Regions from separate parts of the Homo sapiens genome. Here region 2 is linked to region 1. Evidence: chromatin loops called from intact Hi-C (ENCODE). Cell type or tissue: CD4-positive, alpha-beta T cell. All regions are shown on one strand.

Region 1 (2,500 bases):
TTCTCCCAATCTCCTGAGGGATGGGAGATTCAGCAGGACTTGATCTCCTCCACAGACAAGTGGCTCACTACTCCCAAGCAGCTCCTGGAGATATTGGGATGTTTTAATGGTCAGAAAATTGACCCTAAGGCCAGGTGTGGTGATGTGAACCTGTAATGATAGCTACTCGGGAGGCTGAGGTGGGAGATTCGCTTGAGCCCAGGAGTTTGAGGCTGCAGTGAGCCATGATCAAGCCACTGCACTTCAGCCTGGGTGACAGAGCAAGATACCATCTCAAAAAATTAAAAGGAAAAGAAAATTGAGTCTTTTCCTCTCAGAAGTCCCATCTTTCTCACTAAAGACAGAGCTGTTTTCCTTTCTGTTTCTTTCTCTTTCTTTTGCCTATTAAACCTCCGCTCCTAAACTCCTAAAAAAAAATAAAAGAAAAAATAAAAGAAAAAGAAAATTGACCTTCATATTGGCATCTTGTAATTTTTACTTATTGGTGCAAATTATCTCTCCACAAAGGTAAATCTGCTACCTCTTCTAAGTGAAAACCTGTCAGGATTAAGAGCACTTTTCTGGTGGGGAGTGGTGGCTTATGCCTATAATCCCAGCATTTTGGGAGGCCGAGGTGGGTGTATTGCTTGAGCCCAGGAGTTCGAGACCAGCCTGGACAACATGGTGAAACCTCTTCTCTACAAAAATACAAAAATTAGCCGGGCATATTGGTGTGCACCTGTAGTCTTAGCTACTTGGGAGGCTGAGGCTGGAGGATTGCTTGAGCCTGGGAGGCAGAGGCTGCAGTGAGCCAAGATCATGCCACCACGCTCCAGCCTGGGTGACAGAGTGAGTCCCTGTAAAAAAAAGAAAAGAAAAGAAAAGAAGGCACCTTTGACCTTTGTGCATGAAAGGTTCAATTCAAACTTTCACCGATGGAACAGAGCAGTTGGGGTAGCTGGTATCACCACATCAATGTTACCTCCCACCAATAGGTGGCGATAGTAGTTGTCTGTAGGTTGGTAACCATCCTGCGAAGCCAATCTGTTTTTAAGCAGAGGAGCTTTCTGCCCTTCAAAACACCAATTGTATGTCCTCTGACGATTTTCTTCTCTGGGGTAAATATTCTCAGCTCCTTCAAACAAGCCTTCGGGTGATGGTGTCCCTCATGGGTTCCTCATTCCTCTGTGTCAAGGACTCCCCTAAGAATGACCCCAAAACTGGACACATGACTCCAGAGGGGGGCTGACATGTTCAGAATGACAGTTTTCTTGATACTTATCAGATGTGAGCCTGAATTCTGCTATTTACTAGCTGTGTGACCTTGGCCAACTTTCTTCACCTCTTGGTTTTCTGGTCTGTGAAATAGGAATTATAAAAGTCACAACTCCATAGGGTTGTTGTGAGAATTAAATGAGATGAAGCATGTCCTATACTCAGCACAGTGCTGTACACAATATCTATCGATATTACCCTGGATTGATAAAAAGAAATAGCTCACTGGCCTTACAGGCAGCCACAGCACACCTGCTGAAAGATGGCCCCCAACTCTTTTTCACATTTATCCTTATGCTCGTTAATGGCCAATCAAAGCCCCAAGATCACCAAGTGAAGGTGCTTTTTTTTTTTTTTTTTTGAGATGGAGTCTCACTGTTACCCAGGCTGGAGTACAGTGGGACGATCTCAGCTCACTGCAACCTCCGTTTCCCGGGTTCAAGTGATTCTTCTGCCTCAGCCTCGCAGAATAGCTGGGAGTACAGGCACCTGCCACCACGCCCAGCTAATTTTTGCATTTTTAGTGGAGACTGGGTTTCACCATCTTGGCCAGACTGGTCTTGAACTCCTGACCTTGTGATCCGCCCTCCTCGGCCTCCCAAAGTGCTGGGATTACAGGCGTGAGCCACCGTGCCCAGCCGTGAAGGAACTTTATAAACTGCAAAGTGGAAAGAGAGCGGCAGTGACAGTCGCATGATGACAATATCATGATGGTCTGCTGTCCATTCGCCAGGACTCCATTCTGCACTTGTGCAGATGACTTCCTGACAATCAGGACTTTGCATTGATCCCTGTTAGCCTTGACCGTGTTGATTTGGACCCTCAGGAGAGACATTTCCGCTCCTCCTGGGTGGCTAAATGACAGTGCTGTGACACAGCACATTGTCTCGGGGCTCATGACCCAGCAAGGGCTTTGGGGTTGCCTAGACCTGGATTTTCATCTTTGCCTCATCACTGACCAGCTTGATAAACTGAGCCGCTCTTTCATTTGTAAAACAGGGATAACAGCCCCTGTCTCGTGGGGTTGTGAGAATAAATGAGATACCATAATTGCCCAACAGAGTGCCTGGAGTGCTCATGCCAGTTCCCAGCCCTTCTTCGCTTCTCCCTGGCTCCAGTCTGTGTTCTCCCTGCTCTCTTTGGAGCTTGAATTCCTTGTTCTCTGTCTGGTCAAGTTTTGGGCTGCATTTGGTCAAACTCAGGTATAAACAGGGAGGTGAGGGAGTCAGACCATGAACGCTGGTGT
Region 2 (2,500 bases), 50 kb after region 1:
GGATTTGTCTTTGGTTTCATCAGGTGAGTGTGCTACAAAAATCTAGAACCTAAGAGCCAATGCAGCGTCGGTTCTGTGACTATCCTTGTTAAGTGTTACGGTTTTCTAATCCTTCACAAATGTTTTTTTCCCAACACAAAGCACCATTATCTTTCCTCACAATTTTCAACATAGTTTGATTCCCATGAAGAGGTTATGATTTCTAAAGAAAACATGGCTACTATACTATCAATCAGGGTTAAATCTTTTTTTTTTGAGACGGAGTTTCGCTCTTGTTGCCGAGGCTGGAGTGCGATGGCGTGATCTCGGCTCACCGCAACCTCCGTCTCCCGGTTCAGGAAATTCTCCTGCCTCAGCCTCCCAAGTAGCTGGGATTACAGGCATGTGCCACCATGCCAGGCTAATTTTGTATTTTTTAAGTAGAGACAGGATTTCACCATGTTGGTCAGGCTGGTCTTGAACTCCTGACCTCAGGTGGATCCACCCACCTTGGCCTCCCAAAGTGCTGGGATTATGGTGTGAGCCACCACACCTGGTCCTATCAGGGTTAAATCCAAGTAATAACTCAATTTCAAAAAAATTGCAGAAAAGCCTATTAAAAGAAAAAAAAAACCATGAGACTTATCTCTTGTAAATTTGTTACATGAACTAGATATTAAACAGCCAAAAAAGGACAGCGATGATAGTATCTGTTAAGATCCTGGTTCATTTCACAATATGAAAAAGTTGATGGGTACTTAGTAGCTTTTTTAAAAAAATTCATTTTATTATATTATACTAGAAAAATGAAAATATTAATACTTTCCATTCAGAAAAGCTTAAATGACTCGTCTCTAATTTTGGTTTAAAGTTTTCTTCAATTTATTCAAGGCTCTCAAAAAAAAAATAGAAAAGCACTGTAATTTGCACTGCTTGACTGTAAAATGTTTTATGTGTTAGGAATAGAATATTCTTTAATGGGCAGGCAGAGAATGAAAGCCAAGCCAAATAACAAAATCTCATGGGTTTTGATCACTTAGAAAATTACAGTGAATCAATATTACCTAAAAGGAAATTCAAAAAATTCCCAATTGTTGATAATACATGTCTCCTGGCATACAGGGTCCATCTTGCAGTAAAAAATGGGCACAATGCTGAGTTCAGAACTGCAGAGTAAATTTATTGGGTGGTTGTCGGTTAAAATGACAAATGATGATCTGAATTCAATACATTAAATTGCTGATAGAATTGCAAATTTCAACTGAATTTACATTGAGGCCTAGCAGTGGTAGTTGGCTACAACTGGAACAGTTTATCACCTCAGGGTATTTGAGGGCAAGGAAGATACAGAAAAAAAAAAAATTAGGGGTATGCAACACAGTTTAAGTGCTCAGAAATAAATTTTACCACAGTGAGAACGAAACCACAATGACATGTTACTAACACTGTGCAGACGTCATGGTTGAATGCCTGCGTTCTGTTCCTTCCTGGTGGCAGCCGCCTTGGTTCATTAGTTCTCATGTTTGCAGCTCCTTCACATGCCCCGGAGCTTCCCAAGTGTGCCACTCAAAGGAAACAGCACAGTGAGTGGAGGCCAGCAGACCCACCCGGCCCAAAACAGAGCCTTCTCAGTTATGAGACTTTTCTACAGAAGGGACTTCAAAGTCTAAACAGACCAGAGAGAGTTAAAAAGATCCTGCTGCTTCTTAGGGAAGTTCAAAGGTACATTCTGACACCTAAGTGGGAAACAATTCTGTTTTAGGAAAAGTGCCAACTGCAATCCGGGTACAAAATTTCAACAAAAAGAAAAGTAAAACTGAATGATCTCCCCCTCATTCCCTAATTCATAGAAAAATAGTAGGTGTGACTTTTGTTTCAAAGCAAGCTGAAAAATGGTTAAATGGACAATTTACAAATGGTCTTCAGAAAACCTTATCATTACCTTTTCTAGTTGAAAGTCCATGAATGACATACATAAACGTACACATCATAGCCAAAAAACTCAAGAACTAGTGGTTAACAAGATACTGGAAAAGGTGAAGGATAAAAACTGGTGAATGAAGGTAGCTGGGTGGTCTACAGGCTAGAACACGGTCACGAACGGCAGAATGCAGTAGCCACCTGCGATCCTAATCATTCAAGCTTACTGGTGATACGTCCCACTTCTAAAGTGGCCGTCCTTCCTGGGCAGCCATGTCTGGAGGGCGCCACATCAGGAATGAGGGCCTGTGCATTGCTTTGTCCCAAATTCCAGATAAGAGCAACATGTGGGTGGATCTGTGTCGTAAGACTCATCCTCAAAGTGGATTTGGCATTTCTTCCCCAAAGCTAATTGAACAAATACTTGAGAACCATGATTTCTATGAATTATTCTGTATTTCTGGTTTCTTTTCCTGCAAAAAATTTCATGTATACTGAGTAACAACCTTTGATCGATTTATTAATTAGAAGCTATTTATACCAGTAGAAAAATACCCACAAACAATTAAAATTATAAGACTATTTTTAAATTCATAAAAAT

What was found. Hi-C counts contacts between places; a loop is a spot of excess contacts. Peaks named below come from ENCODE experiments on the same cell type or tissue, not always from the same donor. Only the 100,000 strongest peaks of a DNase experiment are listed, where the experiment ranks them.
Region 2: it touches region 1 in a loop (4-fold over the local background); 15 of 110 quality-filtered maps call a loop at or near these places.

What each region holds. Positions count from the first base shown.
Region 1 is chr1:24,585,875-24,588,374 of GRCh38, reverse strand. All of the region lies in intron 1 of NCMAP (non-compact myelin associated protein), which reads right to left. Among named protein-coding and RNA genes, the nearest start is that of NCMAP, 31 kb to the right of the region's middle. In CD4-positive, alpha-beta T cell, CTCF peaks have their summits at 773 and 972 (motif pointing right); a DNase peak (open chromatin) is centred at 994.
Region 2 is chr1:24,535,655-24,538,154 of GRCh38, reverse strand. RCAN3 (RCAN family member 3) reads right to left here. Exons shown (of 5, transcript NM_013441.4): 5 at 1-2,500. Among named protein-coding and RNA genes, the nearest start is that of NCMAP-DT, 19 kb to the left of the region's middle. RefSeq lists enhancers at 1,607-1,696, 1,523-2,172, 2,173-2,500. In CD4-positive, alpha-beta T cell, no CTCF peak of the experiment used is centred here; a DNase peak (open chromatin) is centred at 1,454; H3K4me3 peaks cover 415 bases; H3K27ac peaks cover 2,091 bases.